Regions from separate parts of the Homo sapiens genome. Here all the other regions are linked to region 1. Evidence: chromatin contacts called from ENCODE Hi-C or POLR2A ChIA-PET data. All regions are on one chromosome and are shown on one strand. The core of a region is the stretch at or near the end of the contact, and the rest is flanking DNA. Distances in the headings are between cores, read along the strand shown. Region 1 overlaps MAN1C1 (mannosidase alpha class 1C member 1). Region 2 has its middle 16 kb from the start of TRIM63. Region 3 holds the start of RSRP1 (arginine and serine rich protein 1).

The links. A loop is a pair of places that touch in the nucleus more often than their neighbours do. ChIA-PET counts read pairs that join two places held with the same protein, here RNA polymerase II (POLR2A). Pooled maps may share reads with other maps.
Region 2: POLR2A ChIA-PET joins it to region 1 with 14 read pairs in Panc1. The contact joins two enhancer-like sites. POLR2A ChIA-PET finds 5 or more read pairs at or near these places in 2 of 52 experiments (Panc1 and WTC11).
Region 3: a loop to region 1 is called in a pooled map, with 2.1 times the contacts of the local background. The contact joins the promoter of RSRP1 here to the enhancer-like site in region 1. A Hi-C loop is called at or near these places in 1 of 50 pooled maps. POLR2A ChIA-PET finds 5 or more read pairs at or near these places in 3 of 52 experiments (CD4-positive, alpha-beta T cell, activated CD4-positive, alpha-beta T cell and activated CD4-positive, alpha-beta memory T cell).

Annotation. Positions count from the first base shown.
Region 1 is chr1:25,640,883-25,644,161 of GRCh38, forward strand. All of the region lies in intron 1 of MAN1C1 (mannosidase alpha class 1C member 1), which reads left to right. Among named protein-coding and RNA genes, the nearest start is that of MAN1C1, 26 kb to the left of the region's middle. RefSeq lists an enhancer at 2,078-2,127. Within about 2 kb of position 1,514, at least 10 of the 41 ENCODE cell types and tissues checked have a DNase peak (open chromatin) inside an H3K27ac peak, as active enhancers do; they include CD4-positive, alpha-beta T cell, where a contact is called at or near this core.
Region 2 is chr1:26,081,862-26,085,140 of GRCh38, forward strand. No RefSeq gene overlaps it. Among named protein-coding and RNA genes, the nearest start is that of TRIM63, 16 kb to the left of the region's middle. Within about 2 kb of position 1,475, at least 5 of the 41 ENCODE cell types and tissues checked have a DNase peak (open chromatin) inside an H3K27ac peak, as active enhancers do.
Region 3 is chr1:25,245,629-25,248,907 of GRCh38, forward strand. RSRP1 (arginine and serine rich protein 1) reads right to left here and starts at 1,826. Exons shown (of 5, transcript NM_020317.5): 1 at 1,681-1,826; 2 at 816-1,401. The coding sequence starts at 1,335. RefSeq lists enhancers at 617-1,341, 1,342-2,066.

The DNA.
Region 1 (3,279 bases), core at 264-2,763:
AGGGAGACCAACATTAGACATTTCTGTGATTAGGCACTGGAGTAGATTATAGCATGATAAGGTTCTCTGTGCTCTGAGTGAAGTGCTGTTCAACTTGGCGCTAATAGGAGCGGGATTCAGGTTTGTGAGCTCTGGAACTCGAAGTCGACTTGCCTGTTAGAGAAGGGGGTTTTGGATTCTGTATAGCCTGTAGTCTTTTAAATGTAAGAATCCTCAGGGAGTCTGCTTTGAAGGGTAGTCGGGGCTAGGCTGGAACAATGCTTCCTGGACAGATCAGGTCAAAAATTCCCAGTGCGCGGGGTATTCTTAGAGCCCACACATCCTCTTAAGAGTTTAGCTGATCCAGCCAACAGCCTTGCGGCATACAGAGCATGGGCTGTCATCCTGTTTTATGGCTGAGAGGCTGAAGACCCTGAAAAGGGATGTGACCAACCCCAGGTCCCACCAGTTTAAATTGTGATGCCTAGACTTAAACCTCCCCTCCCCACTCCAAGGGTGATGTTCTTTCTGTGACATCATTTGAAGGCTAGTGGGTGATAACTTAGAGGAAGAGTTTTCACTTTGGAATGGAAGAGCGTAGAAACTGTCATAGCCTGGATAGGCATGTAAAAGAACCGGTCTTGTGAATCTTTAGACCAGGGTATCTACCCTTTATTGCAGTCCGGAATTATCTGGGGCATTTTAGTAAATACTGATGCCTGAGTTCCTCCAATTAAATCACAGATGCAAATTTAATTGGTCTTGGGTGTAGCCTGAGCACAGGGATTGAAAAATCTTTAGAATGAACCTATGGCAATTTTGTCTTAGCCTCGACTTATCTCTTTTCTGGCTGTAGTTCCCTTTGACCCACTTATGGAAGAGGTTGGAAATTTTCTGTATTTATTAAGACCTGCACCGAAATTGAGTGAGAAAAAAGCTGGAGACAAGAGTCAAAACTGAGTTTTCCAGAGTTAAGAGCAGACACTGTTTACATGATACGGATAAGCCATGAATTTATTAAAACTTTAAGAGAAATATTGAAAACACCTACCATCTATTGAGTCTCAGTTGCAAGAGCTGAAGGAAAGACAAAGACGAGTCTCTGGCTTTAAGGAATTTTATTGTGTAATCTTGGCATGTACTGGAATCACTTCTAACCACATACAGATGCATGGATGTAGGGAAATATTACTTGGCTGCATCAATATTTGCCTGTCCCACCTAAATCTTTTTTGAGGAAGTAGCCAGGACATAAACAGCTGAAATGAAAATATTTGCTTGTCCCGAAGTCGATTTCCCCACAGGCCATCGCCCTCCCTCCTGTGGCTGCCTCTGCTATTCTCATTAGCTAAGCAGCCTTGCCCTTACAGAGATCCTGAGGGCCTTACAGAGATCCTGAGGGCAACAAAGCCGGTGGTCATCTGTAAAATCCAGTAACTGATTGATGCTCAGGAAATAGGAGATACTGAAGAAGTGAAAGAGCCTAACCCAGTCCCAGGTGGTTCCGACTCTGCAGCCGTGCTCTGCTGTTTCATCTCAGCCATGCCAGGTGCTAGACGTGACTTCACCTGAGAATTGCTGACCTGGGTTGATCAGATCAAATCTATCCAGGCCACCTCTGGCAGAGCAGCAGAAAGTGAGAATATGCTGTAGATTAGTGTGAGAATCCTCCCCAGGGCTTAATGATGGTCCCTTGGAGAGCTCTGTTTCTATGCAAGAAACCTGTGAATTCTCAACCTTTGCCAACTTGCAATCGTTCTTCAATCTGCCCCAACTATTTCTAGCAAATTCTTTGGCTAATACAGCATAGAAAACACATCCTATTTGTCCCAGACTTATTTCATTCCAGCTTCAAGGGGTGGACATTTAGCCTAAGAGCATTCATAGAGAGTCAGACTTCAGAGAATATATTTCCCTCTGTTAAATCGTATATGAAACCAAGCTTGCTCCGAGGCCGCTGGCTGCAGGAAGCAGTGACGAGGATGGAGCTTGGCAGATGGTTGTAGCTGTGGTTTCCTGGAGGCCTGTGTGGGGAGATGATTGTTTGTATATTGGTTTTCATTTATGTATTGGTCTTATTTTCATCTTCCTGAGGTACCCAGATGCTATGGTGATAGATTGATTGGAAATGACTCATTTGTCAGGGTTCTGTGGGGGACGTAGGTTCCCTTCTCATGCGCAGCAGAGTCTAAGATGTTTAATTAGACGCTGAGACATTTCTGCATGGGTCCATTTCTGCCCATTCTCCCAGGTGGACGCCATTTCTTAGATTGCAGAGGGACGGGGTTGGGGAGGGACCTTCTAGTTCTCCATCCTCTCCCTCTATCCTCTTATTTTGTCTGGCTGCAGTCCTTAGTCCTACCTCCCTTTTAATTAATTAATTAATTAATTAATTTATTTACTTACCTTTGAAACAGAGTTTCATTCTTGTCACCCAGGCTGGAGTTCAATAGCACGATCTCTGCTCACTGCAACCTCTGCCTCCTGGTTTTAAGCGATTCTCCAGCCTCAGCCTCCTGAGTAGCTGGGACTACAGGCACCCGCCACCACGCCTGGCTAATTTTTTTTTTTTTTTTTTTTTGTATTTTTAGTAGAGATGGGATTTCACTGTGTTGGCCAGGCTGGTCACGAACTCCTGATCTCAGATAATCCACCTGTCTCGGCCTCCCCAAGTGTTGGGATTACAGGCCTGACCCACCACGCCTGGCCTTTTATATATATATATTTATTATTATTATTATTATTATTATTATTTGCCTCAGCTTCCCGAGTAGCTGGGATTACAGACACCCGCCACCCCACCCAGCTAATTTTTTTGTATTTTTAGTAGATACGGGGTTTCTCCATGTTGGCCAGGCTGGTCTCGAACTCCTGAGCTCAAGTGATCCACCCGCCTCTGCCTCTCAGAGTGCTGGGATTACAGGCATAAGCCACCGTGCCCAGCCCTACCTCCTTTTATCTGCTGTTTTCTACCCCCTAACATTATTGTCCTAAAAATTGCCTTCATGTGGCTGCTAGAATTTGCAGAACTGATTCATGTTGGAAATCTAGTTGTCAAACAGGTCCAAACCAGACTTCATGAAATAATGTAGTTGAACTGATACGCAGTGAGAGGAATATTAAGTGCTGCTTAACTGTTTTGTTCCACTTCAGCTTTTTCAGGGCCTTACTTTGTTCTTACTGTGTGCCAGGCAATGCCTGACATGCTGAGGATGGAAAGGTCTTACGGGTGCACCATGGTAACACCATGGAGATGCTAGATAAAGGTGTGAGCAAAGGGCTGCGGAGTCACCTGAAGAT
Region 2 (3,279 bases), core at 225-2,724, 440 kb after region 1:
GCGAGAGCCAGGTCTATCTACTGTGCCTCTGTACACAACCACCCCCAATCCCCCTATTCACTCACCACCCTACTTTCCCCAGCCCCCTTCACCCACCCCGCCCCTGTGTTCTGAGTCACTCAGGACATGATGGCTATTAAGGAGATGGAAAGAGTAGGGGCAGAGGAGCAGGGGTGGCTGGAACAGCCTGGGTCCCAGGTTCAAGTCCCCAGAGTTGAGCCAGATGTGGCCTGGCTGATTGTCCTAAGCAACTTAGAACAAACAAATTTATCAGGTGTGGGACAGCAGTCAGCAGTTGGGAGCCTACTGTGTACTGGGTTTATTCAGTCTGTACAACTGTCGGTATTAATGTCTCTGTTTTACAGATAAACTGAGTTCAGAGGTGAAGTAACTTGTCCAAGGTCACCTACAGCTTGGACCACTGAACCAAGGAAAACGTAGATTTTGAGCACAGTCCTGCTACTTACTAGGAGGAAAGCCGTGTGGCTTGGGCAAGTTACTTTACCTCTGTGAGCCTCAGTTTCCTTATCTATAAAGATGATGTTAAATTAATATTTAACTTATAAAATTGTGAGGATTCAAAAAGATAACGTTAATCTGAGTGCTGTGGCACACACCTGTAATTCAAGCTGCTCAGGGGGCTGAAGCGGGAGGATCGCTTGAGCCCAGGAGTTTGAGGCTGTAGTGAGCTGTCATTGCACCACTGCACTCCAGCCTGGGCAACACAGCAAGACCCCATCTTTAAAAAAAAAAACAAAAAGGTAATGTTAAAAGTCTTAGCATAGTATCTGGCACATAGAATGTCCTTAGAAAATGTTTGTTTTACTTTTTTTTGAGACAGGCTCTCTCTCTCTCTCTCTCTCTCTCTCTCTCTCTCTCTCTCTCTGTCTCTGTTGTCCAGGCTGAAGTGCAGTGATGCAGTCACAGCTCACTGCAGCCTCAACCTCCCGGGCTCAAGTGATCCTCCTGCCTCAGCCTCTGAGTAGCTGGGACTACAGGCATGTGCCACCACACCCGGGTAATTCTTTTTATTTTTTTTTGTAGAGACAGGGTCTCTCTATGTAACCAGGCTGGTCTCGAACTCTTGCCCTCAAGCAATCCTCCTACCTTGTCCTCCCAGTCTTAGCAAATGTTATTATGATTAATTTAATTATCTGACCAATGAGAGAGTTTACTCCCTCAGAGCAGTGGGGTTAGGGAAAGTTTTTAACCTTCCTAGATCAATCCAGGATGTCTTCCTGAAAGAAGCAGCATTTCTGTCCCATTTTAACCTGAGACCATGAATTCCCTAGGTATATAAGGTTGTGATGGGGTAAGCATGGGGAGTATTTGGTAGAAGAGGGCACACCTTGGATAGGGAGAATTGCCTCAGTCTGGGTGTGGGGGGTCAGGCCAGGTCTAAACACAGGCAGGACTCCAGATCTCGTTCTCGGAGAATGTCCCAACATCCTGCTTGGGCACCTTGGATGATAAACAGGTTGTCACCCTCCAAACCCCAGGTGAACCTGATAAATCCTGGCAAAGCTGAGGCGAGGAGAAGAGGCCCATCTATAAATACTCAGTGACTCAGGCTCAGTGTCGTGTTGAAAGAGCTGCTTGTGTTTATGGCTCGGTTGCTCTGGGGAGGCAGTCCAGCTCTAGGAGGAAGGTCCAAGCTGCCCTGAAGTCTCAGACCTCCCAGTTTTCTCTGCTGGGGCAGGTTTGGGACCTGGGGCCAGACCCACCATACCCTGGCTTAGTGTCCAGTCCATTATGGGACTCTGAACAAACCTCTCACTTTTCTGAGCTTCTAGCCATGCAGGAAATGAAACATGTTGACTCTCCCTACTTTGGCCAGATAGGCTGTGAGGCAGGATGGTCTAGTGATCAGGCACTCAGGTTTTTGGTGCCAGATAAATGTAGGTTCAAGTCCCAGTTTCATCCTTTAACTAGCTATGTGACTTTAAGCCAGTCAATTCATTTTTCTGAGCCTCAGTTTCCTGAACTATAAAATGGAGACGATAATGGAACTTTTTTCATAGAGTTGTCATGAGGATGAAAGAAGACAAAATACATAAAGCACTTAGCAAAGTAACTGACAGGTAATAAACACTCAGTTAATGATAGCATTATGATTGCAAATTAAGCTAACTGTTTAAAATACTTTGAAAAGGGATATTGGAGATCTTGGTTCCCCCAGAGAGATATTTTGAGAGTCAATGATTACCCAAGAACTTCAACTACCTCTCTGCTTCCTAAGTAGAACGAGCCAAGCTATGAGGAAAACAAGACAGTTCCCCAAGATTGGTAGGGAAAGGGCAAGGCACTGTCACTCATCAAATACCTACTGTGTGCCAGCTGTTGTCACCTCCAACATCATCTCACTTACTCTTCAGCCACCAGCAAGGCACAACTTCCCTACACAGACCAATAAACCCAGACCCTGTGAAATGAACTGAATGGCAGAGCTGGGATTTGAGCCCAGGTCTGAGTACTTTCAAAGTGCTTGCGTGTGATCCTATCACACTATGGTACTTGGCTGCCTCCCTGGTCTAGGAAGGTGGCCAAGGAAGAGACAGAAGTGAGAGAATGAGGAAGGGAGATTCAAGGTGCTCAGCAACAGTCAAGGGAGAGTGTAGAGATTTAGAAGGAGATGGGAGGTGGAGAGCTGTTTGGGAAGAACACATGACTTTGAGGTGACTGTTCTATGGGTCAACCAGCAGGCAGATGGAAAAGTACAGCTGAACTCAGAAGAAAGATCAGACTGGAGGCTGGGCGCAGTGGCTCGCATCTGTAATCTCGGCACATTGGGAGGCTGAGGCGGGAGGATCATTTGAGTTCAGGAGTTTGAGACCAACCTGGGCAACATGGCGAAACCTCGTCTCTACAAAAAATGCAAAAATTAGCCGGGCATGGTGGTGCACACCTATGGTCCCAGCTACTTTGCAGGGGCAGAGGTGAGAGCATTGGTTGAGCCCAGGAAGCGGGGATTGCAGTGACCTGAGATCACACTGCTGCACTCCAGCCTGGGCAACAGAGTGAGACCCAGTCTCCAAAAGAAAGAGAGAGAGAAAAAGAAAAAAGCTGGGATGGGGTTGTGAGGAAAGAATCCTTTGCTCAAGGCTGTCTGAAATGACTTCTAAACTTACAACCCCTCAAGACCCTCTTCTGCATGGCTTTGAATGCCGTCTCTGCAGCATCCTACCTCCTGGCCTTTGCACATGCTGTGTGATCTGCCTAGAATAGTCATTTCCTCCTCAGCTGAGATGTCACCTCTTCAAAGAAGCCTTCTTTAACCAC
Region 3 (3,279 bases), core at 576-3,075, 390 kb before region 1:
ACTGAAAATTCTATTCTCCAGCTCATTTCTTGCTGAAAAGAATAAAATTCTTAAATTATCTCAACAATTAGTTTTGTTTTCTTGACTAAAGGCCTGAGCGTCCTATTATTTTGTCTTTTTGTTGTACTTAATTTTCTCTAGCTAATAGTGATATTATTTTGCTTTCTCTTCAAAGATGTATTTCTGAAAACCAGGTTTTTCTGCTGTAGATTCTTTATATAATTATCACAACCACTGAACCAATACTGATACACTACTAAAGTGTATTTCTACCACCACCCCCGGCTAATTTTTGTACTTTTACTAGATAGTGAGCTATGTTGGCCAGGCTGGTATGGAACGCCTGGCCTCAAGTGACCCACCCGCCTCCGCCTCCGCCTCCCCAAGTGCTGGGATTACAGAGGTGAGCCGCCGCGCCCGGCCTCCTAGGTCACTTAGGATACTCGACAATCCAATTTTATTCAGTAATAATGTCAACTAAAAGAAGGCGTGTTTTGATATTGTTCTTCCCAATCACGTTAACTTAGAACCTTTAACTTAATCATAACATTTAAAAGGCTCCACCCACTAAGAACAGTCAGCCAATAGGAAAAAAAGTTCCCTACATCCTGAGCCATTTAACATCCAGTTGACCTTTAACCCTAAAGAGAATGCTGTCCACTTAAATACAGGTAATGTCCTCCCTCTTTCCTCCAAAAAGATTTCGGGCACTAAAGGAACTAATATTGAAACTACACAGCAACGTTGGTTCCCTAGCCTACTCATATACTGCCACCATACATTACCACAAATGGAAAGGTAAATGACCCACCCACCTTTTTCACTTAAGCGAAAGGGGGTTCTGCTCCGCGACCTCGTCCTGGATCTGTCCCTCCATCTGCTGTGCTCCTCCGGGTACACTGTGCGACCAAAGCCGTAGTAGCGCTGTCCCCGCGCGATCGCGTACGCCCTTCCGCAGTACGACCTTCCCCGAGAGCGCGACCTGCTACGGGACCGGGACCGGTACCGCGAAGGAGACCGGTAGTATCTCCTGGTGAACCCGTAGCGCCTCTCTCGGTAACGGCGGCTGCGGGATCGCGACCGGCTCCGCGAGTATGACCGCGAGTAGCGCCTGTACTTCCGCTGGTGGCGCCTTCGGGAACGGGACCTGGACTTGCTCCTCCGACTCCTGGACGAAAACCGGCTCGAGACGCGGGAATGGGACCGAGAGCTTCTGGAAAAAGAGCGGCTCCTAGACCGCGACGACAGCCGGCTGGACCCGCCCGACCGCGAGGTCGAGGGCGAATCCTTCTCCTGCGGCGAGCCCGGCCACATGTCGTTCACGTAGTTGGACATCTTCACCTGCGGCTTTAGCCTGCGCTTTCTCCGGAAAGGATCCCGCAAGCCTCAACTCAGGACTTCCTAAAAAACCAAGAGAGAAAAAACAAGTCGAGTCGCGGAAGCCGGCGCCTGGCCACCCGGAAGCCACAGTCGGGGAACCTCCGGGAGGCGGAGCCACGGCGCGGGCGGCGACCGCCGCGACAGGAACCGAGCCCTAGAAACCCCGCTCGGCGCCCTGAGGCCGCGGCCTTGAAGCGAAACGCTGCGTTCCCCAAACGCGGGGCCCGGCACGTTTCCCGTCCCTCACTCCTGAGAGACCACTGCGGTGGTCCTGAGAGACCCCGTCAGCAGAAAACTTACCGCACGCCGTCGACGCCTCCCTCACGACTGAGAGAAAGGCTCAACAGACGCCTTCCTTTCGGAACGTAAGACGAAGTGGGGCTTTTAGTCCCTGCTTTCGAACGGCGAATTCCACAACCTCCACCTCCTACGTCCGGATGCGCACTGAGGGACTACGTTAGCAGACGCGTCAAAAGTACCAGAAGCTGGCCCCCGGCGCATGCGCAGAGATGTTCCGTGGTGGGCGCGGCTCTTCTCTTGCCCAACCACCGCCCTGCCTCCTCCCTCCCCAAGCCGCGCCCTGTGCCTCGAGCGCTTGCCTCCAGGGTGCGCATGCGCGATGGGGCTCCAGGGGGAGGTGTTTGATACATCAGGGTGTCCCGTTGCCCTTGGCTTCCCCCCTGATCTGAGATAATTGCGGGACCGACCCAGTCACCAGAAAACTTCGAAGATGGAACGGCCCCGCGTGGGGCTACACCAGGCTCTGGCCTCACTGCACGGGCGGGGCTGGACGTCAGTGCCGGGCGGGGAGTAGGGCCGGGAGAGGAGCGGCTGCAGGCTGGAGAGGGCTCGCAGCCGGGCTCGGAGCTGGGGCCGTCTGACGGGCTGGTGCCCACAGGGTCGTTGCCGCCACCCACCGGCAAGTCGCAGACCCGGCCTGAGCCTCCCTGGACCCTTCCTGGCCTCTTCCTCCTGTCCTAGGTACCGCGGCGCCAGGAGAAGGCGACCGCGTCCACACCCCGCCATGACAGAGAGGGGACCTCACCCTCCCCCGGAACACCCCAAGACCCCTGGAAATGCAGTATTAACGTAGAAAAGATGTTTTACTTCCATGTTTTGGCTAGGAAGGTAATAAGGTCGAGACAAAATAAAAAGACTCAAAACTGACCTTTAATCTGGGGATAATAATGAAGTCTGCGATATCTCTTCCAAAAACTGTGTTTGGTGTGAGTGTAAACAAAGGTGACTATTTTACTTCTAGGGATCTACAAATGGGATGCATTTCAAACACTTCTTGTAATAAAGCATAACAATTGCCTTGAAAATTGTGGGTTAATTGCCTTTTTTTTTTTTTTTTTTTTTGAGACAGGGTCTCACTCGCCCAGGCTGGAGTGTGGTGGGGCCATCACGGCTCACTGCAGCCCAGGCTCCCGAAGAGCTGGAACTACAGGCATGCACCACCATGCTAATTTTTGCACTTTTTTACCCACGGGATCTAACTGTGTTGCCCAGGCTGGTCTCCAACTCCTGGGCTCAAGCGATTCTTCCGCCTCAGCCTCCTGAAGTTTTGGGATTACAGGCGTGAGCCACTTTGCCCAGCCTATACACTTCTTTACAAGTACATTTTGACAAAAGCCACTTTCTTTAGAGGGAGACACAAACTCACTCATCTCTTGTTCATCTTCACCCCACATCTCCGCAGTTCATCCACATCTCCTGAGGATGCATCATGATGGAAGTAGTTCTTAAACAGTTTCTTCTCTAAATCTCAAGACAGTGAAGATACAATGCCCATCCATCAGAAACCTTTGCCGAAAGTTCTCATAAAGCTGTGTGAGTGGACAGAAAAATAACACGAGGCCAGTCGCGGTGGCTCACGCTTGTAATTCCAGCACTTTG